Linked DNA regions of Homo sapiens: region 1 is linked to region 2. A link is an interaction called in ENCODE POLR2A ChIA-PET data of the cell type or tissue named here. Cell type or tissue: PC-9. All regions are shown on one strand. Each heading gives the region's core, and the rest is flanking DNA. Links, peaks and the distances in the headings are about the cores only.

The links. Peaks named below come from ENCODE experiments on the same cell type or tissue, not always from the same donor. Only the 100,000 strongest peaks of a DNase experiment are listed, where the experiment ranks them.
Region 1: POLR2A ChIA-PET joins it to region 2 with 14 read pairs; 2 of 35 experiments call an interaction of 5 or more read pairs at or near these places.

What each region holds. Positions count from the first base shown.
Region 1 is chr3:127,067,204-127,079,751 of GRCh38, reverse strand. No RefSeq gene overlaps it. Among named protein-coding and RNA genes, the nearest start is that of PLXNA1, 90 kb to the right of the region's middle. RefSeq lists a silencer at 3,961-4,030 and enhancers at 8,220-8,720, 8,721-9,221. In PC-9, for the core only: no CTCF peak of the experiment used is centred there; DNase peaks (open chromatin) are centred at 4,661 and 5,641; H3K4me3 peaks cover 885 bases; H3K27ac peaks cover 1,676 bases; H3K27me3 peaks cover 95 bases.
Region 2 is chr3:127,310,122-127,322,669 of GRCh38, reverse strand. LINC02016 (long intergenic non-protein coding RNA 2016) reads left to right here. Exons shown (of 5, transcript NR_110147.1): 5 at 1-363. Among named protein-coding and RNA genes, the nearest start is that of PRR20G, 28 kb to the right of the region's middle. In PC-9, for the core only: no CTCF peak of the experiment used is centred there; no DNase peak of the experiment used is centred there; H3K27me3 peaks cover 2,851 bases.

The DNA of each region.
Region 1 (12,548 bases), core at 1,543-9,542, 240 kb after region 2:
GGGAGAGGCAATTCCTTCAGACATATGGGCCATGCCCAGACCATGTGGACTGGAGAGTCCATGGTTTCCAGAAATGGCCTCACCAGCGTCTCTCATTTCATGTGCTCTTCTGCAAGTGACACAGCCACTCTCCATCTATGTCTCCTGGCCTTGAAACAGCATGCACTTGTGCCTTCTTGGACCACTAGAGTCCAGTGGAAGCGACATTATGTAACTTGCCAGGCTAGGTCAGAAAAGGCCTGCATGCAGCTTCCTCCTGCTTCCTCCCATGCTCTCCAGAAACCCCTCTCAGCACCTGTCCGCCATGCTGTGAGGAAGCTAGAGTCCCTTGGGGACATGTGGGCAGGCGCTCCAGTCTACAGGCTCCACTGAGCCAGACCTGGTACAGCAGAAGCAAGCCACATGCTCAGGTCCCATCCAGAGTCCTTGCACACAGAATGCCTGAGCAGAACAACATGGCTGGCATATTCCACCGCACAGCTACTCAGGGTTTGTCACCTGTCCGTATTTGCCAGGACATGTGACACAGTGAGGCATTTAAGCTGCATTCTAAGCTTCTTCAGCAGCCTTTAAGCATGCAAGTGGCAGGATTTGACTTTTAACGTTTAAAAGATGCCCTTGGCTGCTGTGCTGAGAACTGATGGGGGAGGGGCAAGAGTGGAGGCAGAGAGGCCAGTAGGCAGCACTGAGGGGCAGGGTGCAATGTGGACCACGACACTCACGAAGCTCCCTGCTAGACCTGCATTGCCTCCCAGGCCTCCCGCAGCCCCATTGTCACCACCACCCCCTCAGACAGACGAAGAAAGCGTGCACTCGAGGAAGCCAAATGATCAATCCAGGGTCACAGGGCGAGCGACTGGCCAGGAAGGATTTGAACCCTGGTAATCTGGCTCTGAGTCCCTCCCCTACCCCCCCTGCTGGGGTCTCTCAGGACAGAAAGACCCCAGCAAAGACTCAGTGCCCAGTGCCGGGCCCAGAGACACCAGCCAGGGTCCTGAGCTGGGTAAGAGCCATCACCTGGGACCCGTGTGTGTGGGGCACTCTGCTTCCCCCAGTTCCTGGAAATGTCTCCAGCTTATCCACTTGCTCTGACCACGGTCTGCCTTTGGTATGGACACCTGGTAAACCCCACCCAGCACTGGCCTGGCCAGACCCACCAGGGAGGTGCGGGGAGGATTCTTTCCCAGGAGGCATTAGAAGACCAGAAGCCATTAATATCTGCAGCAGCCTTGGGCAAGTCCTTCTCCTCTCTGGGCCTTAGTTTCCCCATTCTGTAAATGGGCGGGAAAAGAAAAAAGACCCTCTAAATTTCTTCTCAGCCCTAATGCTCTGGAAGGCAAGAGACCTGAGACCTGGGCTGATTTGTCCCTTGGTTGCAAGTGACAGAGACCCTGTTCCAAGGAGGAATGGACTGGCTCAGGTCACTGAAAAGTCCAGGGGTAAACTTTAGGTGTGGCTAGATCCAGCGGCTCACCCAGTGTCATTAGAAACTCATCTGTCTTCTCTCTCCATCCTGAGGCAGGGCCTGCAGGGCCTGGCAGCTCCAGGCTTAATATTTTTGCCCTTAGCTATACCAGAAACCCCAACCACCCCCTGACATGGCCTTGACTGGCTCTTCTTGGGTCACATACCCACCCACTCAGAGACCAATCAATGTCCCCCAAGGGATTAGAATGCTCTTGGTGGCCAGCTTGCTCACACCACCTGGTTCACAAGGAGATAGAGCCTTGAGACTCCAGCAGTTGGGGTCGGGGGTGGTTTTGAAGGCAAAGGAACCAGCAGAAGTCCTCTTGGCGCCCTCCTCCTAAGTTGTTGTGAGATGGGGGAATAGGTCATGGATAGTATGCAGGGTTATGTGGCCTGAAGTGCTGTCTGGGCCAGCCACCCTCAGGATGGCCCAAGCCCTAAAGCCTGCCCACACCCCCGACCCACGGCCAGTCTGCACACGGCAGAATCAAAGACACCCATGTGGCACTTCCTGCTCAAAGCTGCCCAGATCTCTGTCTCCCAAGGCCCCACTAAAGAGATTATGGGCCTGTCTTTTAGCAGAAACCCTGGGCCTCTGGGCTGGCTCTGCTAATCCCGACAAAGGATAACAGGCCCCTAATTAATTCTCCAAATCTGATGGCAGTGTGAACACCAGCCAGTCCACCCGCCTTAATGAGTTTAATCGACTGGACTTGACGATTTTATTCGAAACCTAGGGCCACAAATTAAGCTCTTAAAAATGCACTTGAACTTGATTGGCAGCAGTAATCCCAACAAAATCTGTTTAATCCTTGGGCTGCCCACGCAGGAACAGCCCGTGCGGGGCTGTGGGCCTGCAGCTCAAACGCTGGGATCCCCTCCCTTCTCAGCTCCAGGGCTGGGTCTCCTCTGCCTTCTGCCTTTAGGCCAGGAGGGAGGACCGGGAGAAAGAAAGTGCCCCGCCTCACCCCTACTGCCCAGGTGCACACCTAAGTACCCTTCAACCCTGGCCCAGACTACTTCTCCAGGAGTACTTCTCCCACATTTCCTGGTACGGCTCGTGGTGCTCCCACCACTGGTGTGACTGGCTCGCATGCTCCGGGGGCAGAGCCACCTGCTGCCCATTCCTGGGTCCCAGCCCCCAGCTTAGGTGCTGTGAGTTGAATGTTGTTGGTGGCCAGCTTTGCACAGATGGCCCCAGGGACATGGCCCCCATGGACTCTGTCCTCCTGAAGAAGATGGATTGCAAAATTGGCCACAAGGCTCCATCCTTCCTCTGGAGTCCCTTGCCCCACCATGTGATTCTGGCTGGCCAGATTTTGCTTTGACCACTAGCATGGGTGGGAGTGATATGCCACTGCTCAGCCTACACTTCACGCTCCCTCAGAGCCCTGCCTCTGCTTGACCACAAACTTGGCCTGGAGGCTGCTGGAGAATGGGAGGCCCTATGGAGCCAGGTGGTCCCTGTGGAGGTCATTCTGAGAGGTGACAGTGTGCTGGCAGCCCTCGAAGCCCTCGCTCGCTCTTGGCGCCTCCTCGGCCTTGGCGCCCACTCTGGCCACGCTTGAGGAGCCCTTCAGCCCACCGCTGCACTGTGGGAGCCCCTTTCTGGGCTGGCCAAGGCCGGAGCCGGCTCCCTCAGCTTGGGGGGAGGTGTGGAGGGAGAGGCACGGGCGGGAACTGGGGCTTCGCGCCACACTTGCGGGCCAGCCTGAGTTCTGGGTGGGCGTGGGCTCGGCAAGCCCCGCACTGGGAGTAGCTGGCTGGCCCACAAGCCCCGGGCAGTGAGGGGCTTAGCACCTGGGCCAGCAGCTGCTGTGCTCAATTTCTCGCCGGGCCTTAGCTGCCTCCCCGCGGGGAAGGGCTCAGGACCTGCAGCCACCCATGCCTGAGCCTCCCTGCCCCGCCGTGGGCTCCTGCGTGGCCTGAGCCTCCCGGCGGAGTGCTGCTCCCTGCTCCACGGTGCCCAGTCCCATCGACCACCCAAGGGCTGAGGAGTGCCGGCAAATGGCATGGTACTGGCAGACAGCTCCACCTGCGGCCCCGGTGTGGGATCCACTGGGTGAAGCCAGCTGGGCTCCTGATCTGGTGGGGACTTGGAGAATCTTTATGTCTAGCTAAGGGATTGTAAATACACCAATCAGCACTCTGTATCTAGCTCAAGGTTTGTAAACACACCAATCAGCACTCTGTATCTAGCTCAGTGTTTGTGAATGCACCCATTGGCACTCTGTATCTAGTTAATCTGGTGGGGACTTGGAGAACCTTTATGTCTAGCTAAGGGATTGTGAATGCACCAATCGACACTCTGTATCTAGCTCAAGGTTTGTAAATGCACCAATCAGCACTCTGGGTCTAGCTCAGGGTTTGTAAATACACCAATTGACACTCCTTATCTAGCTAATCTAGTGGGGACCATGGAGAACTTTTGTGTCTAGCTCAGGGATTGTAAACGCACCAATCAGCACCCTGTCAAAACGGACCAATCAGCTCTCTGTAAAACAGACCAATCGGCTCTCTGTAAAATGGACCAATCAGCAGGATGTGGGTGGGGCCAGATAAGAATAAAAGCAGGCTGCCCCAGCCAGTAATGGCAAGCCACTGCATGCCCTTCCAGACTGTGGAAGCTTTGTTCTTTTGCTGTTTGTAATGAATCTTGTTACTGCTCACTCTTTGTATCTACACTGTCTTTATGAGCTGTAACACTCACCACGAAGATCTGCAGTTTCACTCCTGAGTCAGCAAGACCACGAACCCCTTGGAAGGAAGAAACTCTGAGCACATCCAAACATCAGAAGAAACAAATTCTGGGCAGGCCGCTCTTAAGAACTGTAACATTCACTGCGAGAGTCTGTGCCTTCATTCTTAAAGTCAGTGAGACCAAGAACCCACCAATTCCGGACACAAGTCTACAGCAGCCAGCCGGAAAAGTCAGCAACAGGACACTGGTTCTTGAACAAGCCCAGACCACGGAGTTCAGCCCAGGCATTAGAGCTCAGTTAAGACCATAGAGCTCAGCCCAGCCCAGCCAAGCATAGCCCAGACTATGGAGCTCAGCCCAAACCACAGAGCTCAGCCCAGCCCAGCCAAGCATAGCCTAGACTACAGAGCTCAGCCCAACCCAACAGAGCACAGCCCAGACCACAGAGCTCAACCCAGACCAGCCAAGCACAGCCCAGACCACAGAGCTCAGTTCAGACCATAGAGCTCAGCCCAGCCAAGGATAGCCCAGACCGTGGAGCTCAGCCCAGACCAACCAAGCATAGCCCAGCTCACAGAGCTCAGCCCAGACCACAGACCTCAGCCCAGCACAACAGAGCACAGCGCAGACCAGCCAAGCACAGCCCAGACCATGTAGCGCAGCCCAGTCCAGTCAAGCACAGCCCAGACCACAGAGCTCAGCCCAGACCAGCTAAGCTCAGCCTAGACTTCCCAGCTCAGCTTGCCAATACTTAAAGTCTGAAAATAGTATATGATATTGTTTCAGGCCCCTGTGTTTAGAGGTGGCTGGTACACAGCTCAGCTTCCTGGGACACCTCCCCCACTAGCCCAGCTCTCTGCAGAGTTGTGGTAGGTTCTGCCTTTACCCTCCAAGGTCTCCAAGTGTTTAGGAGCACCCGTTGGAAGTACGCTGTCTGCCACAGCCAAGCCTTTGCTTGAGCCTGCCTCACCCCCAAGCTCCCCTAACTTGCAGTCATTGCCCCTCACTGCCCTGCTCTGGAGCTGGCCCTGTCATTAACTCACCAGCCAGGTCTCACTAACTTCAGCTCTTTGGGAGCAGAGCCATGGGAATGAGCCTTGTCTTCCCAGAGGGTACCTGGCTGTGTTCAGATTGAGTTTCCTCCTGCCCAGTGACCAGGGCTGGATTGGATGCTCCAAGTAAAACAAACACACTAGCACATGCATGCACACACACGAACACTTGCACATGACCACACACACATGCACACGGATATGCTCCTACAGGCACCACACACAGTTAAAATAAGCTCATTATACTCTGGCCGCAGGACAATTTACCCTGTAGCTGTTTGCTAAGAAAGCCACTCAGAGAGGACAAAAGAAAATCCAGCTTTTTTATATATTTCAAAATATGTTTTCTCTATCAGATTGGCCAGACTCCAAGTGTTTTCAGTCTGCTCTGTGGGCCAGACCTCAGGAAAGTGAGCACTGCTTGCCTTGCTGCTGGAAGGGTTCGTGGCATGGCCTCTATGAAAGGCAGTGTGGCAATTCCCATCAACATTATCCACTGACCCAGCAATCCCACCTGCGGAATTTTGCCCTGCAGGTGTACCTACCCACATTTCAAGAGACTCTGAGCAAGATTACCCACACCACATTGTTTCTGGCAGCAAAAGAACAGGAATAGCCCGAAATGCCCATCTCATTTTAAAACCTTGCAAATGCAGCATCTGTTTTACAAAAATAACAATAATGAAAAGCTGCAGAGTCAATGAGTGAATGCATGCTGGTCAAGCAAGCAGTCATGGTCACTGGGACGTTGGGAACACTCCGAACCCCACTCTGATGCCTGCCCAGCTGCAGCCCCTCCTGCGGGTGTCAGCACCGCCCCACCCCACAAAGCTGGCCTGACGCCTCCTCTGTCCCTCCCCAGCCCCTCCTAGCACACACGCCAAAGGGACTCTAGCCATCAACCCGCTGCTCGTCCCAGTTCTACAGCAGCCCAGAGGGGCGTCCAGGGCTGACTGAGCAGCAGGGCGGCCTGAGGCCCCAGGGCTCCCAGCGCCAGCCCCGCCTGTGAGCCCAGGAAGCAAGCTGCTTTGATGAAATTTTCACACTCCATGCATCTTTCAGGAGGAGGAGTTGGGTGGGGAGTGGAGAGGGAAGCTCCCTAGATGCTTTCTATGCTAGGGCTGGGCCTAGGGGCTGGGACCACATCAGTGAAGGTAGACCAGCAAGCCCCAGCCCTCCACCCACCCCCACTGGCCATACCAGGCAGGAGAGGAAGGCCTAGGAGGGGAGCAGTCACCTCTCGTTCTCACAGCAGCCGGCTATGGCCCTCTGACCACTGGTCTCCACTCTGCAGTGGTCAAGAGTGAGGCTTCTCCCCAGTCCTTGCCCTGCACTGGCACACGATGTTGGCAGCAGATGGACAGAGGGTCAGCTCCCAGTTACCTGTGTCCTCAGAGGCTGGAGGAGTCTGGTCCCCACCCTCCCTGCCTGCCAGGCCTGCGTCTCCACCTGGGAAGGGGCACCACACCTACCTGCCAGATGTTCCACACCCAGTACGTGCTGGGGAGCAGAGGGTCACTCTGCCCCATCCATGTCTGTCTCTCTTCTTTGTCTCTCTGCTCCAGCCCTGTCTCCACCCTCCATTTGGCTTGGGAAAGTCCCTGTGCTTCCCAATCCTGTTCTCAGTTCTCCCATTTCTCCTGGGAGTGAACAGGTGTGTGATCCGACACAAGGGAGGTCCTCCATGCCTGGGCCTGGCTACTCTGCACAAGTGGGACCCTCACCCAGCTTCAGGGCAGGCCCACACCTCCCAGCCTTGCCCAGCCCCACAGTCTCCATATGGGTTCCTTCAAGGCTATGCAAGGATTCCAGTGCCAGTAGTGTGCATGGGGGCTGAGCCCAAGACCCCCTGGAGGGCTGTGAAGAAATGAGAGGGGGAAGGGAACCTGCTGGGAAGGGCTCGACACAGGCGGGTGGCCACTTGCAGGTGGCTGAGGTTCAGTCCCGTGGACACCAGAGACTTCTGAGGGTCACGTGTGGGGTCTGTCCTTGGCACTTCCACCCTGCCATGCGTGCATGAAGTTGAGCAGCTCTGGCGACTTTCAGGCTGGGGCCAGCACTATGCACAGGGCTCCGGCTGCGTTTGCTTGCTCTTCTCCTCCCTGAAGCACTTGGTCATGCAGTTGTGCCCACTGAGAGCTTGCAATGGCAGCTCCCACTGTCCCTGGGAAGCTGCTCTTGGCAGATGGGGGGAGTCTATCCCAGCTCCTACCTTGAAGACACTTCTGCCACTCCCCGGGGGTCTGCACTGGCTGCCTTGCTGGGCCCTCCCTCCTCTCGCCTCCTGCCCCAGACTTGCTAAGCCCATGTGGGGCGGCAACGAACCCTGCATGTGCTAATTCAGCAAACATTACCCAGCTCCGGCCAAGTAACAGCACTAACTAATCCTGCCAACACCCCTGCAAGGCACATACCCTCACTGCCTTTTACAGATGAGAAAACCAAGGCCTAAAGAGCCAAGGTGACTTGCCTGAGGTCTCCCAGCCAATGAAGAGTGGAGCCAGGGCTGAAACTGGGCCTGTCTCACACCAGCCACCATGTTTGAAACCCCCTTGGAGGACAAGCGCCGACTCAGCCTCCGTGGGGCTGCTCAGGGACTCCGGGGCGCTGGCTGTCTAAGGAGCAGACCCCTCTGGACGACACCCACATCTGCTGGAGTGGCAAGGGCACACGCTGCTGCCCCAGGCACTCTGCCCACAAGTGGCACCAATGCCTGGGCTCTAAGTGGCACCCCCGCACCCCAGTTATACCTGGGCATCATGTGACCACGCCCCTCCTGCACCCCAGGCCCATTTCAGCCTGAGCTCTGTTGGCTCGGCCCCTCTCTCTTGAATCACTCATTCCTTTCCCTCTGCACAGCTGCCACCTGCCCCACCCTGTCCCTGCCACCATCTTCTCTTGTCTGGCCAATTGCAAGGGCATCAAAGCAGATCTCCTGACGCCACTCTTTTACAACATATTTCCTGCTTCAGCTCATGGCATGTCTCTACTCCAGAGCCTCATGAGGCTTTCCCTCACCCTCCTTACCCTGGCCTGCCAGGTTGCATGGTCCACCCCCTGCTGATGCCTCCACTGTCACAGGGCCACCTGGTCCTCACCCCACACTCTACCCCATCCTCACTTCCTCTGCCCACTGCCCTCACCCCTTGCCAAGATGATCCCTTCATCCTCCAAGCTCCAACTTAAATGTCCCTTCTCAGGATGACTGCGGCTCCTTCAATTGTTCTCCAAGCTCTCTGAGCATCTCAGCAGGGTCCTGTACAGATGGAATTTTCCAGAGACAACCGTAATGACACTTTCCATATGACACCCTTCTGCAGCGTGGCCTTCCCATCCTCCCGTCGTGCCCTTTGGATGTGGGCAGGATGGAGCCTTGCTTGCAGCCAGCAGAAAGTGCTGGAAGTGGCGCTGTGTGATGCCATGGTGAGGTCAGGACAGCCACACCGCCTGTTCTCGTTCCCTGGAGCACTGCAGCTGAGGCTCCACCACCTCAAGGCCACTCACGAGTCACCTGTCTTAGCCTTCAAGTTCTCCCAGGCCTGGCACCAGATGTGTGAGCAAAGGAGCCCCCACTCACTTCCCATCCCATCTCCCCCAGCCTTGGAGTCTTCCCAGCCGGGCCTGGAGTACAAGCCAGCCATCGCCTGCCATGCCCTCTCCGAACTGTAGCCACAGCATCTGTGAGTGCAACAAAATGGCTCAAGTTGGTGCCACTACGTGGAGGTGGAGGATTTGCTGTGCAGTGATGGAACCCCGGCATTCCCAATCCTCCCAGCCTGGCTACAAGCAGTCTGTGCCTTTATAGGAGCAGAACCAGGACGGGTCTTTCCTTTGAGGAACAATTTTCTAAGTCTTTTGAATCAGCAAAGGACAAACCAGGGTCCCTTCTGGAAGGCAGTGTCTGGCTTCCTTGTGGATAAGAAGGGCTGTGGGGGCAGTTACCTGCACCCCTGACTGGCTCACTCTGTCTGGGTGCTGGGGCAGGAGTGGGCAGATGAGAGTCTTTGGCTCAGCTGAGGGAATTCTCATGGTGAGGATGAGAGTCCCACGGTGTGGCAGGGCCAGGGACTCGTGGCCAAAACAGTGTGGGAGCAGGCTCTCCTAGAAGCTGGTTTTAAGGTTTCCTTTCCTGAGTAGCAACTCCCAACACACTCAAAGTATGGTCCTAGCCAGTGGCGTGCTTGTCACCTGGGGACTTGTTGGAGCTACCCAGCCCTGTGCGCTGGGGCCCCACCCTGGAGCAAGCCCAGACCTGAGGCTCTGTGCAGGCTTAGGTCTAAGAGCCTCTGCCCTCCGTAACCAGGACAGCCTGGGGGTGGCTGTGGGTGGGGACTTCTGCCACCTCCATGCTTGGGGGTGGCAGTGTCAGGGCTACAGGGTTCTGAGCAGCAAGGATGGAGGACGGCAGAGCAGTGAGCAGGTAGTGTGGGGCGGCGTGGGAGCTGGGGAGACGTGGACAGCCATGCCAGGGACCCTGTGCACTGGACCAAGACCAGCCAGGGCCAGTGTGCAGGCGATCGACAACAGGCTGCGAGCTCGGGAGCGGGGCACAGGGCTCGGGGCACCCTCAGCCCACACTGGAGGACCAGCAGCAGCTCCTGGAGCCCCCTGGCCAGAGGGGTCTGGTTATCCACAGAAGTTTCCTCTTTAGGAATGGGGTCTGTGCTTTTTGAAGGAAGAAACTGAGATTTTACTAGCAACTTTTCAGTTCGTGACCCTCATGTTACTGTATTGATTTGTATGTTAACTTGACCTTCCCTGCCTTCTGCCTCTCCCTCTCCCCTTCCTCTCTCCTTCCTGGTCCTGTTTACTTGGAAGGCGGTTGGGTAACTTGTGTGTTTTTGGACAGGAGAGAATCGTTTAAAATGTTGCTCTGTGATTATACTTTTTCTTTGGTTGTTATATTCCTTTTTACTCATAACTCCCTAGCCCTTAATTCTCATTTTTGACCTATGGTTTCATCTACTTAAAAAATTACCTCGTGGCGATGAGCTTCACCCTTGTTCTTAATCTTCGCTCTTTTGTGTTTCCAGCCTTCTGCTTGGCAGCTCGTTGGCTTCTCACCTTTTATCTCCTTATCCTGCATCTCATTTTCCTATCTTTTATTACATTTACATTCTAAAGTTCTCATCTTTGTTAGGTTTCTGTGACTCTCTTGTTTCTAGATCTTGTGTCATGCACTGTAACAATATTACTTCTTACGCTGTGATGCCTGATTCTTTATTTTCATCTCTGCAGCCTCCTGGGATGATCCCTCTCGTCTGCATACCCTTTCTCACCTGCTGGTAGGCCTCGCGCTGCTGCTCACGCTGGCAGACGGGCAGTGTGGGCTGGGGGCCAACATGGGTGGGACAGGGCCCCTTCACCTCCACACACTCTACCTGCTCCTCTCCTGGGCTGCTCGAGGCTCTTTGAGACACTTGTCCTCTGAGAGCCCAGGACACCCTCTCTCGGAGGTTGGCCCCACGGCTTTCCAGGACCAAGAGGCTCTGACATTGCACGCAGGGCTCCAGGGGCAGCTGGCCTCAACCTGAGGTGGCCACCCCATCATCCCACATTCAGAAGCCACATGGGGTGAGGAGGCAAGTGGCCGAGCCTGCTGACACCCTGTGGAGAGAGGCCTGAACCCATGGGACCCTGGGCTGAGCCCTAAAAGCCAGAGGGACCAACAGAAGAGCTGGAGATCCTCTTCCCTGATGAGAGCTACACCAAACACGAGAACCAGGAGCACCCCAGGAAGCCCCAGTGAGGAAGCCTGGGCGGGAGTGGCTGGGAAGCTGCACTTCCCCAGGCATGGTAGGATGTGGGTGGGGGCACAGGAGCCGTCAGCCTCCCAACAGTGCCTATAAGTGTCAGTCCCGTGGCCTGTGAACACTCTATCCACAGACCAACCTCTGCGGGTACCCCCACGGCAGCTGGGGTCCCTCTGGCTCAGGTCCCAGCCTCATCACCTGGATGTGTGAGGGCCCACCAGGGCCCATATGTGAAGGGGGACAAGGACCCCCGCCTTGCAGGGACATTCTGAGAATCTGTGTGTGAGACACTGGGCACAGGGCCACGGCCCAATCCTTCTGGGCTCCTGTTTTCTTCTCCTCCTTCGTCCCGGCAGCCAACCTCAGCACCAAGGCTGCTCCTAAAAGCAGACTCCTCTCCCCACGCCCAGACCTGTGTATTCGTTTTCTATGCTACACAGCAAGTTACCACAAATGAAGTGACTTAAAGCCTTGCCCATGCAGGCCGGGGTTCGGCACAGGTGTCTTCAGGCTGGATCTCAGGGTCACTGGGGCATGGTTCTCAGCTGAGGCTCCCGGGCCCTCCTGTGAGCTTGCTGGGTGTTGGCAGTACTCAGCTCCTTGCAGTGGTGGCACTGACGTCCTGTCTTCCTGCTGGTGAGGGGGGCTACTCCCAACTCATGGACAGTGCCCGCCAGTCCTGGCACACAGCCCTCTAGTAATGTGGCACTTGCCTATCAGCAGCCAGCAGGAGCTCCTCTCCCTGGACTACTGAGTCCAATCTAATACTGCCTGATCCCAGGTGTGACGCTCCATCACCTTGGCCACTGAATGTGATCTCATCAAGGGAACAGCTGTCCCATCCTATTGACAGGTCCTGCCCATGCTCTAGTGGATGGATCACACAGGGTGTGTGCCCCTGGGGCAGGAATCTCCAGGCCATCTCAGGATTCTTCCCACCACATCCTGCAGGCCCACAGTGTTCCTGAAGGCCTCCGATCAAGAGCCCTGACTCTTGGTTAATGATGAATTTTGCCTAGCAACAATTGCCAAGCAACAGCTCTTCAGAAAGAGATGTCAAGGTATTAAACAGATACTCCACGGCTGGGATGAGGAAAGACAGGTCAGTGGGTGCTGGGCCAGGCCTGCATGCAGGACATCCTCTGTCCAGGCTGTGCTGGTGTTGGGGGCTCCAGTTGGTCCACAGACCTGCTGTGGGGCCTTGGGAAACTCATGCTGCCCCCTGGACATCAAACTGGACTCACAGCTGAGCTGTCTTCCATGAAAGGAGGCAGGGAAGTCAAGATGGGAACAAGGGCACGTGATGCTTCTGGAGCCCTGAAAGGCTGTGGCCACGTAACGGAGAGCTCTGATGGGTTTCCCTGAGTCGCATCAGGGGACAGCTTGGCCCTGGCATTACCTGTTTTTCTCTCCTTCAAACCCTTGGCCCTCTCAGTGCCTGTCCCTGTATGGGACCCGCCACTCACCTGCTCATTCATCCACTCATTCGGTGAGTGCTGACCACTGACTGTGCATGTGTCAGTCACACTCAGGGAGGAGGAGCCATGGACCTAATGGAGCTATGACATGGTGTGT
Region 2 (12,548 bases), core at 2,373-10,372:
AGAGCCAAAGTTTCTCTGAGGAAGGGGAAATTCTACCTGTAGACAGCAGCTTCAGTTCCTGCTGCAGTTTCCAGCCTGCCCTTCCTGATGTCCTTCCCTGTGGATTCCAGATTTGCCAGCCAGTCCTCATAGCCACATAAGCCAATTGCTTGTAATAAATCTCCTAGTGTTAATGATCCTTTAATAATATACATATAAATAATATATCCTAGTATTAATAAATCAATCTCCCTCTCTCCATCTCTCTCTCTCTCTCTCTCTCTCTCTCTCACACACACACACACACACACACACACACACACACACACGTCTTACTAGTTCTACTTCTCTGGTGGAACCTTGACTGATATAGATGAGTAACCAGAAAAAATTTAACGTGGAGAGGGGGCTTGACCAGATGTTTTACCAATCTGTATAGACAACTTTCCAAAATGTGGTCAGTCAGGACACAGTCATCAGTAGTCTAATCAGGTGGACTTAACTATCTAAGGCCAAAGCACAGCCAGCCAGTGTCATAGATCTGGATGGCACAATCAGTATAGCAGCTGTCCAGAACACAGCTGACCAGGCAGGATGGATTAAAGCCACAATGTAGAAGACAAGATGAAGACAGGCAATTGTCCTGGACGTGGCTGTCCAAGAAGACAGTCATGGGGGAAATGGCCAGTGTTTCCCAGGATCTGAGTGGCCAGTCCATAGTCATGAGGCTAAAACCAAAAAGGATTCACTGTCCACGACACTATGGCCAAGAACATAGTTCTCAAGGGCAAAGCCAGTGTAGACAGAGCGGATAGGACATCAATGACCAAGAACAAGTCCCAAGGATGCACAGCCAATGCCAACATGTAGATGGTTCTAAACTGTACAGGATACTCATGGCCATGCATAACCTTGAGGGAAGTGTCCTTGAGACAGCCACCATGTGTACTTGTGCTAGAGGTAGGCTGTGGTTTATTTTTCTCATTTATCCAAGAAGCTATTTTTGTTCATTAAAACCTAGTTACTTGCTGTATCTAGCCAGGATCCTGGAGTGCTCGCTTGGTTAATTTAAGCAAGCAGAGCTTTGACAAAGTAATTTTATTGTCCTCTGGGATTGGCCAGCTTATGCCAAGCCTCACTCTTTCTGTTGAAATGGAGTTAATTTTCGCTGAAATTGCTTCTTAGCAGACAAACATATTCCCCATCATTGAGGGCTTATGCTTCTGCAGCTCTATTATTCCTTAATTTACACACTCGGCAGCATAGGATCCATGCCCAAGACAGACAGAGACTCCTGCAGGTGGAGGAAGGCGGAGAAGACGGCAGCCCCTGTTCAGCTCCTCATACCTGGTTAGAATTAGCCGTTAGCAATTAGTCATCAATCATCCAATCAGTCTGTGCAGCCAGAGCCCCCAGTGTGCCCAGCTCTGTGCCAACCACAGCAAGAGGATGCAAGGAGGAGGGGTTCCCTGTCTGAAGAACCCAGTTTATTTGGGGAGGTGAGACTCAGACATGGGACTCAGAATTGACACAACACAATATTAGCTCAGACTTTGGCTCTGGTCCAAGACATGGAATAATGGAGCGACTTGCTGATGGGACATGAAAAGATGGAACGGTCTGAAAAAGAAGGAAAGAGAATGGCCCTTGGAGGGGACCTGTCATAGAGGAGCCCTGAAACTTCTGGTAAACCTTCAGGGAGGGGCTGCAAAAGTGGGCAGAATAGGATGGACTGGGTAAATGGGTCTAGGAGGAGCACAGTGGCAATCAGTGTTCTTCAGAGTAAGGAAGGACAGGAAGTGTTCAGGACAGGGCAAAGGCCAGGACTGGGGTCAAGACCATGACAATTAAGCCAGCATCTGAGTCACTATCATTGCTGGCCTTAGAGTCATGAAGGGCATTCAAGGTGAGATCAAGGCTAGAGGAAGGGCAGCTTGGCCCACAGCTGATGTCATGGCCAGCACCACGGAGAGCTCCCGTAGGTTCTGGTGCCTCCCACACCCAGTGGGCATAAATATTCAGATCCCAGTTGTAGAAGCAGAAATAAGTAAGCCCATGTTCTTTCATTCAGCCTTGGCTAGGAAATATAACTGAAGCAGAAGACATGGGCTTTGCCTAGCAGCTAATGAAGAACCTTGAAAAAAAAAAGGGAGTCTGTTGACACAGATGCTTTGAGAAGACAAGCAATAAGCTAGCCATTACATCTTGTTAGATGGATTAGGAGAACACTGGGGAATATTTGCATACCAATTACCATAAAATTTGAGTTCAATCTATACTTATTTTATGACTTGCCTTCAGAAAGTTGAGTTTCTGTGTACATCTGTTTGCTAAGAAGATTCATTTTCCTGTAATATTGAAATTTTTGTCATAATAGTTTCAAAAAGTGTTGACTTGTAACATTAACATTGAAGATTAAAAATGTTTATTAAAAAAAGCATTTGTTAAAATGTTTGTAGTAGGAAAGTGTTTATGCAAAGCTGCTTATTCACCTTGATAATGAACCCAAACCAAGCTGTATAAGTGTTGAGTTCCTTAATATTAGAAATATAGTAAGATGCACATTTCCATGTAAAATGTATCTGCAAGCACAACAAAATACTGTAACATACCAACTTTAAAACCCAAAGCATAATCTTTGTTCACAGAGGGTCAGGTGTATCTGGCTCCAGGCTCCAAGGAATCACACATCTGAACCTGCCCCATTCTGCTGTCTCTCTCTATGACTCTGCTGGGGCACTAAGCCCCCGCTTCCTTGGAGACCTTGCTCCTGTGCATCATGTGTTGTTGTTGTTGTTGTAGTTGTTGTTGAGATGCAGTCTCACTCTGTCACCCAGGCTGGAGTGCTGGAGTGCAGTGGTGTGATATTGGCTCAATGCAACCTATGCTTCCTGGGTTTAAGCAATTCTCGTACCTCAGCCTCCCTGAGTAGCTGGGATTACAGGTGCACACCTGCCATCATGCCCTGCTAAGTTTTGTATTTTTAGTAGAGACTGGGTTTCACCATGATGGCCAGGCTGATCTGGAACTCCTGACCTCAAGTGATCCACCCACCTTGGCCTTCCAAAGTTCTGGGATTACAGGCATGAGCCACCATGCCTGGACTGTGTGTCATGTGTTTTTAATTTTATTCACTTGTACTGAGTTTGTGTCTGCCACCTAGAAATTTCACTTACTGCTTTAGAGCTCAGCTAAGTTCTTAAAACTTAAGTATGTAGCTGGATGCTGTCTCAGTCCATTTGGGTTGCTGTAATAAAACACCCAGTTTACAAACAATAGAAATGTATTTCTCGCAGTGCTGGAGTCTGGGAAGTCCAAGATCAAGACAGCAGCAGGTTCAGTGTCTGGTGAGGGCCCATTCCTCATAGATGATGCCTTCTTTGTGTCTTCACGTGGCAGAAGGAACAAACAAGTTCTCCCTGGCCTCTTTTATAAAGGCACTAATCCCATTCACAAGGGCTCTGCCCTTTTGACCTAATTGCCTTCCAGATGCCCCACCTCTCAACACTACTGCACTAGAGATTAGGGTTCAACATATGAATTATGGTGGGGAGACACAAGCCTTCAGACATAGCAGGTACCTCCACACTTTTGGGGTGCATGTTGGGGGTGGATTTTACACGTGCCTGCTCTGTCATTTGACCTACAAGTTCCATTTTTCACTCCTGGCTGGTTAACTAGTTGGGTAACAATGTAGACTGTGAACTTTCACAATGCTCAGCACAAAATAAGACTTATTGTAGTTTGATGGATTGATGAACAAAGAGATGAATGAATGAATGAATGAATGAATGAGGCTTCTTAGGAGAGCAATTTAAATTCAAGAGACAAATCACCAGCACTGAAGGAGCAGGAGTGGGGCAATCTATTGGGAGCTGATTAAAGCAAAAGCTTACACAGCCTCACCTGGCCCTGAAGGCTGCTCAGTGTGCAACTCAGCCAAAACTTGGACAATGTGAAGGAGGAGTTTGTTCAATTGACCCTGGATACTTCCACTTGCTCTTGAGGGAGGAAGAGGCAGCAAGACTGAGATGCTCCAGTTTGAGGATCTAAAGCTAGACAAATTTGAGGTTGAGTCTCAGCATTGCAGTATGAGCTGTGTGGCCTTGGCCAGGTTACTCAATGCTTACTGCCTCAATTTTCTCAAGTGTGAAATAGGGAAGGATAAACAAGAGTGTAGCCTCATCAGGCCACAGAGATGCTTAGACACCAAGCACTGCATCTGGCACCAAGGAAGTGTTCACATAGCCATTAGAATTGTGAAGCAGGTGACACCTGCTGCCTACCACCTGGAGCAGGATGTCAACCCACTGCACAGTTTACAGGTGTCAGGGTTGCCAAGAAAGACACAACTCACACAGGCACTGGATGGAACAATACTTTACTTACACGGAGAAACTTCACTAGTGACTGTTGGTTCCCCGTGGCCAGTGGGTCTTGTCCTGAAGCCAATGCAGGGAGGTGGTCTGCACGTGCCCCTCTCAGGCTGCAGGTGAAGGACCTCATTTCCCTCTTGTCGGCAACAGATATGGCAGTGAGGTTGGCCAGGCACGATATGATGGATACGCTGAAGCAGACCAAAGAAGTACACACGAGGAAACAACAGAGAAAGGTGTCCTCAAGCACGGTGGTGAGTTCAGCACAGGTTGTGTTTCCTGAGCTCCTTATCTCCAGGGAAGGAATGGCTCCAGGCACAACCTCATGAGATTGAGCAGGGGTGGAGCAAGCTGCTCACGGCTGCCTCTCCTGGCAAGTGTTGCTACCAATACGATGGTCCTGGTGGTCATTTCTTGTTGACCCCCTGTGCATCTCTTTCTCTTTCTCAGCTTCTTTTTTTTTTTAAATTGTATCCTTCTCACCTTCTTTATGAGAACCTCTCGTCTGTGCGTCATGAGGCTCCGACCTCAGCTTCGGAGGAAGCCCCAGCAGTCTTGGTGCTTCCTTCACCTCTTTGGCTTATTTCGTTTTTCATTTATACTATTGTCTGATTACAACATCAACATATGTTCATTGTTTTAAAAAGACAAAAAAATCCCTAAACATGCAGAAAAATGGAAAGAACGAAATTTAAATTATTAATAAGTTTATCACTGTTGTCAGTATTTTGGAGTATTTCCTTCAAGCGTTGTTTCTACAAATAAACATACACACATTATAAACAAAGTTGAAATTATATTACATACAAAGTTCTTAATATATGTTTTTACTTAACATTTTCTCATCTCATTACATATTCTTTGAAAGCACCTTTTTATGCCTACAAAGCATTTTATCTTATGGGTGCAACATGCTTACATAACTGCAGCAATGTAATTCTGGTAGATGATATATTTTTGAGTCTTGTCCTCAGATAACAAACATTTGTAGCATGTTGCATTTGTCTAAGTCTGTACTCAATTCTACCTCACACGCTTTCTTCAGATAGCAGCAATTTTGATCTAGTCATTTCCAGGTGAAGTCAGTCACTTGAGATTTAAAATCAGATCATTTCTGTTTGTCTCCTTTTTCCTCTTCTCCTAGGTTGGCATCTAAGATTCATTCTTTTCTGTTTTTCAAAAGCAAAACCCTAAACGCCTCAAGACACGAAGTCAACACCACCACCAACAGTCAGCTTTCCCACCAGCCCAGGTAGGATAAAGCCATGCAACAGCAAGTCAAAAGGAGTGGAGGCCCGAATCCCAAAGACAGCAGAGTGCAGGTCCCTGGAACCTGCCTGGGTCTGTACTTCTCTCCGGCTGCATGGCACCATCCCCTGGGAGCTTTCCGAATTCCTGAAACCGGGCCATGCTCCAGATGAAGGACATCAGATTCCATGGCTGGCTCCTGGCTTCAGTGCTTTTTATATCTCTCCAGACGATTCCAGTGTGTAACAGCCAGTGCTACTTGCCTTTTGCTGTGCACGTGTGGTCCAATCAATGGATACCATTCCGTTAAAATGCAGAATCTTGGTCCCACCTCAGACCTGCCCCCTCAGAATCTGCACCTTAGCAAGGTCTCCAGGTGGCTTAAATGCACATTAAAGTGTGAAGAATTTATATGAAAAATAATAAAAGTCGTAAAAACCATTTATACAGCTCTTAACCTCTCATCCGTATTGATGGTATAAGAGGACCAATAATTGGCTTTTGAGAAATATATGGAATAGGATTATTTTGGAGAGAGCTCTGCTGTGATTCCCACCTTGCCCAAGGGGTGTGGTGGGGATGTGATCTTGTCATCGTACCAAAGAAACTGCTGAGAGCTTGCTGTCTGCTCTTGCAGTTTGGGGAATACCATAGCACACTGTCTGAATCACATATGAAAGTACAGGCCTGGTGCTGTGGCTCATGCCTGCAATCCAAGCACTTTGGGAGGCCAAGGAGGGCAGATCACAAGGTCAGGAGTTCAAGACCAGCCTGGCCAATATGGTGAAACCCCGTTTCTACTAAAAATACAAAAAATAATTACTTAGGCATGGTGGCACGCACTTGTAGTCCCAGCTACTCGGGAGGCTGAGGCAGAAGAATCGCTTGAACCCTGGAGGCGGAGGTTGCAGTGAGCTGAGATTGCACCACTGTGCTCCAGCTTGGGTGACAGAGTGAGCCTCTGTCTCAAACAACAACAGCAACAACGAAAGTAGAGAGGGTGAGGGCTGGCTGAGTGACCTGCAGAGGCTAAGCTAAAGGACTCTGGTTTGGAAAGTCACTGCTTCCAAGATTTGCTGGGCTAAGGAGTGAGTGAGCGTGTCACCTGGACTGGAGGTGGACACATGCCTGAGAGAGCCTCCTGGCTGCCCGGGGCTTGAAGGGACACACAGATCCAGGGCTGTAGAAGGAATTGGGAGTGATCACAGCAAGAGGGCTGTCAATATGAGGCATCCTCTAGGATGAGCAGCCCCTGGAAGGCCCTGTAAGAGGAAGTGCCAACTTGAAACACCTGACACATTCCAGAAACCAGAGAACAACCAAGTTCCCAATCAAGGAAAATTCTTCCTGTCCCCTGCTCCCCAGCGGGGGTAATGTAGCTTGGCATGGTGGAGGAGTGGAAGGAGCTGAGCACGCGGTTCTTCCTGGTCTGCAGCAGGCCCCAGAGCAGGGGAAGGAGACATGGCTCTAAATCCTGTCTGATTGCTTCCTGCATGAGGACGTCGGATCACTGAGTTGACACAGAGGCTGGTGATTTAATGTGGCCCTGGGATGCTGTATTGGCAACACGATGACTATAACTATCACTGCCCCCGCCATCTACAGGACCAGAGAAGTTATGGGGCCTGCCCAGCAGGGAAGAATAAGGAATGGAGAAAGAAAACTCAGAATGAAGTTACATCTCCTTGTCCTGCAATGGCTGGCATGGCATTTGCAGGCTGGGTGGGGTTGGAGAAGTCCCCAGGCAGAGGCCTCTGAGGCGGGATGGATAGAATCCCAGATGGGTTTGGGAATCTGTATAGGAGAAACTCTAGTGCCTGCTGCCCTGCAGGGCTCTGGAAGGCCACGAGTGGTCCAGGGCTCCTCTGGGGCCTGGACTTCCTTGGGATTCCACACCTGGCCATGGAATGAGGCAAAGGAGGTCCTGGTGGGAGGTGTTTGGGTCATGGGGGGAGTCCCTCATCTTGCTCTATAAATTCCAAAAGAACTGATTGTTCAAAAGAGCCTGGCACCTCCCTCCCCTCTCTCTCTTTCTTGCTCTGCTCTTGCCATGTGACTTGCCAGCTCCCCTCCTCTTCCACCATGAGTGGAAGCTTCCTGAGGCCTCACCAAGAGTAGGTGCTGGAGCCACGCCTCCTGTACAGTCTGTAGAACTATGAGCCAAATAAGCCAAATAAACCTCTCTTCTTTATAAATTAGCCAGCCTCAGGTATTTCTTTATAGCAATGCAAATGGACTAGGACAGGGTCTATTACAGCATTACATACATATTCATATGTAATCTCTGGAAAGCTTTATATTAAATGTTAGTAGAGAACTCTTTGGGTTATGGAATTGTAGGTAATTTTTATTTTAGTGATAGCTGTGCTATGATTTTTACATAGAATATGTATTACTTTGATAAAAACAATAAAATTTATCTTAGAAGTCCTTTTCCATATTGTCATAAGGTAAATTATCATGTTTATTTTCTTCTACTTATTTTATTGGTTCACTTTTTACTTTGAAATCTTTAATCCATCTGTAATTAACTTTGGTGCAAGGTGATGATCTGTATTTTTTTAGAGTATTTAGTCAATATCCCAGTAGACTTTACTGCACAGCCCAGCCTTTTCTTCTGATGTCTTAGCCTTTCTTCCTATTTTCCTTGCTCCTGTATTCTGTGTCACCTCTATCACGCATAAGTTTGTCATACATACAAAGTCAGTTTCCATTTATCTGCTCAGCTATTCTAGTGCCAGGATCACACCATGGTATTATGCCTTTTAATAATATTATTATCTAGTAATGTAGATCATGCTCATCATTTTTTAAGTGTATTCTTCCACGTAATCTTCAGAACTACCCTGCCAATTTGAACTAGATATCACAATTATTTAAGAAGAAATAGCATATTGGAACTATTTAGACTTTCCATTCAGGGACATGGATCTAATAGACTTCTTTAACGTCTGTTATTATCTTAATTTTTTTTCCTTTGACTAATACCTGCAGTCTTCTGTGGGGGGAGTTCTTGGCTGAAGAAAAATAAGACTTCAATTAAAATTTGTTTAAAAAGCAACAATAGTGAAAACCCTACATATTTAAACAAATGGGGACACTTAAAACTATATTCAGAGGATTATTCAAAGCCTTAAGCACTTTTTTTTTTGAGATGGAGTCTCGCTCTGTCACCAGGCTGGAGTGCAGTGGTGCAATCTCAGCTCACTGCAACCTCTGGCTCCTGGGTTCAAGTGATTCTCCTGCCTCAGCCTCCTGAGTAGCTGGGACTACAGGTGTGTGCCACCACGCCCAGATAATTTTTGTATTTTTAGTAGAGATGAGATTTCACCATGTTGGACAGGATGGTCTTGATCTCTTGACCTCGTGATCTGCCCATCTTGGCCTCCCAAAGTGCTGAGATTACCGACGTGAACCACCTCACCCGGCCAAGTACTTTCAATAGTAGGTAAGAAAATCTGAAAATAAACTAAGAATTCAATTTTTTTTAAAAAAAAGCAGAGCTAAAGAAAGCAAGAGAAAGGAAATGATAGTATTACAATCATAATTTTGAAAACAAGAAAATTAGAAGAACTGATGAATAAATCCAAGGTCCACTTATTTAGTCTCTAGATGTATTAATGGATTTGTCTGTTTCTTCTATCAGTCCTATCAGTTTCTGCTCCATGTGTTTTAACACTGTGTTGCTAGGTGCATGTATGTTCAGGATTATTAATGTCGTCTTGCAGAATTGACTCTTTTATCACTGTGCAAAAAAGTCCCCTTTTCCACAAATAATATTTCCTTTTATCTTTTGTGATGCCTGTGTTTGTCTGCAGCTTTCAGTTAGTATTTTCATGGTATATTTTTTCATCCCATTGTTTTTATCCTCGTTTTGTCTTCCTTTTTGTAATAAATATTTATTTCTTTTTGTAATAAATTGGCAATAGTAAGTAAAATGCTTCTTTGAGTTCTTTGATTTGTCCTGGCAAATTATTAAACATGAGGAGGGCACTCATGGGAACCCTGATTCACAGCAGTTCGGTCAGAAGCACAGGAAAAACGACCTGGGGCTGGTGATTGGTATCAACAGTGGGAGCAGACTTGTGGTGCTGAGCCCTCAACCTGTGATATCTGACACAATCTCCAGGTAGGTGGTGTTGGAATTGAGTTAAATTGTGAGACACCCAGCTGGTGTCTGCTAGAGGATTGCTTGTTGTGTGGGAAAAACCCACACATGCTTGATGTCAGAAGTGAAATATTGAGGGTGTCGAGTGAGAATATAGTAGGAGAAAAAAATGTTTTTTTTCCTTTACAGACAAGTGATCAATACAATAAACATGGAGCCCTCTAATTTATTAACCACAGCCTGTTAGCAGTATAGAAAATTTAGTCATAGGATGAAAACGTTTTACAACATCAAAATGAGGAAGGTACTGTGTCTACAGACAGAGGACATGTGTGTTACAAATGCACACTGCATTCAGGTCTGTGCTGGTCATCTTGAAACCCTGAAAAAGTGAAAGATTTTATCTTACAAATACAAATGATCAAAATTGATTCAAGAAAATGTAGAAAGGGGATATATTGGGAACTATGAAAGAATAAAAGTATGCAAAAGCAAAAATGACCTTCAATGATAGCACTGGAGTTTTGCTGGGTAGGATTTTTGTTGTTGTTGTTCTTATAAATTTCTTTTATTTCATTTTAACTTGAGAGATTTGCTTTAGGCAGACCTTGACATACTTTAATTCCAGTCTATTTGATTATTTTGCACCCAAGTGAAAAAAACTTACTGATTATTTATTTGGCAAAAATTATTAAGTATCACCAGAAACTGAAAAGTGTGATGCAGTCTCTGTCCTTCAAAAATTTGCAAATAATAGGGTGGGAAATAAGAATATTAAGAAACGTATAATGTACTACCTAAAAGTTATAAATAAAAACCAATGAATCTAAATGGTCATACCCAATTTATATGAAGTGAAACATATTCATGAAATATTTGATATATGGGTTTGAAAATGAGGTGGAAATTACTCGGGATGACTTGAGATAAAAAATTTTTGATTGGGGTGACATAATGAGACATTAGAAAGATTAATTCAGTAGTGGTGTAAGGATAGATTTGAACAAGGATGAATTAGAATACAATATGACTAGAAGGCAGGAAAGGGGTTAGGAACCCATTGAGTAGTTTAAGTGAAAGGCAGGTGATGGTATCCTACACTTCATGTTACCACTGAGATGCTTGAAAGTGAACAAATTTGGGAGATGTTGTTGCAGCAGAATTAGCAGAACTTGGCAAGGAAGATGAGTTGAACATGACTCTAAGGTTTTGAGCCTTCATGATTCAGAAAAAAATTTGGTGGCATGAGCAGAAATAGGAAAGTCAGCATGAGGAAAGGTACAGGGAGGCAAGCGGGGTGGAAAGAGAGTGACATTGAATGTCTGTGTTTTTAGGTATTTGAGATGCTGGGAAACCTCTTGGGTCTAGTAAGGTAAAAAACTGTCATGTAGGCAGATATGGCTAATAAAGAGGATGCCATTAGTTTGATAGACAAGTAGTTCTGTTAGTTGCCAGCTCTATGACCTAGGGCAAGTTATTATCTGACCCCATCTGGTTTTAATTTTCCTTGTCAGTATAAGAGAGAACTGGCTTTAGTAAAAGCTGGCTTAGTAGATTGATGCACCCTTTGGCAGGTATGAAGTGGTTTGGAACCAGTTGCCAAAATAATTTGTCCTAGATTTTCTACAGGCTTTGGATCAACCCTGTTATCTCACTATGGTCTCTCTCAAAACTTAAAGAAGATTTGCTGTTCCTGTGATCACCAAGATTGCCCAAGTTGATGCTCATAGATGCCCCCAGAACCTTTGCCTTCTGGACCATGAGTATACATAGTGACAAAGAGGCCTTTATAAGATATATGCTGTTAGCTTCCCAAAAGCCTACTCCCACTAAGATAAAAGGCACAATTGACTCCGTGTCTTTTTACTCCTTTTCCACCTTCTGAAAAAAAATGATAAAAAAAGACCTCATAATTTTAATGGAAAAAGACGAAAGAAATCCTGTATTAATTTCCTTGTTTTTATGGGAAATTCCTCATTGTAGGACTTGAGTCCACCTTTCCCTTTTTAAGCACCTACTTCATCCAACATTTGCCTGAACAGAGTGATGTTGCCAATGTTTAGTCGGTAGTGACCTCTAAACAGAGATAAAAAAATGGTAAAAATGTTGCTCAGCTGATTCACCTGCATCTGATTAAAAAATTTGATGTTCTGTTTGGGATATTTTCTTGTAGAATTAGAATGTAAAAGTTTGGTGTTTACAGCTGGGAATATTTCCCTGCTGGCTTTCAGTTCATTTCGTTCCTCATTAACCTTTATAAATATTCTAAACGGAAATACCCTTTTATTTAAGATGCAGTGCTTTCTTAGCTAAAGAATGAAAGAAAGCTTTAATATGGCTGTTATGTTCCTGTATCACCTATCCTAGGAGAAACACAAGGAAAAGCAGTGTGGCATTCTTGGAAAAAGATTTTGGAGTTACAAAGACCTAGAATTCCACTTTGGCTCTGTGACCTGGTAGCTGCATGACCTAGAGCAAATTATTATTCAGCCTTTCTAGGTTTTACTTTCTTCATTGGTGTGATGGGGTTAATGCCTGTGTATTCCAACAGTTGTTAAGAGGATCCAGTGGTATAATGGTGGCATTTGTCTTTAAGCACAGGAGTTCTAGAGTTATACTCCATGGGACCAAATCCTGGTTATATTCCTGTGAAGATAGTTTACTTGCCTAAGATCCTTTTCTCATCACGAAATGATGATTATAATAGCACCTACCTTATAAGCTTCTTGCGAAGATAAATAAGTGAAAACACACATTGACCAGCAAATATTAAATGTGCAATAAATATTAGCAATATTGATTAGTACATACTAGGCACTCAATAAATAGAAACTTCT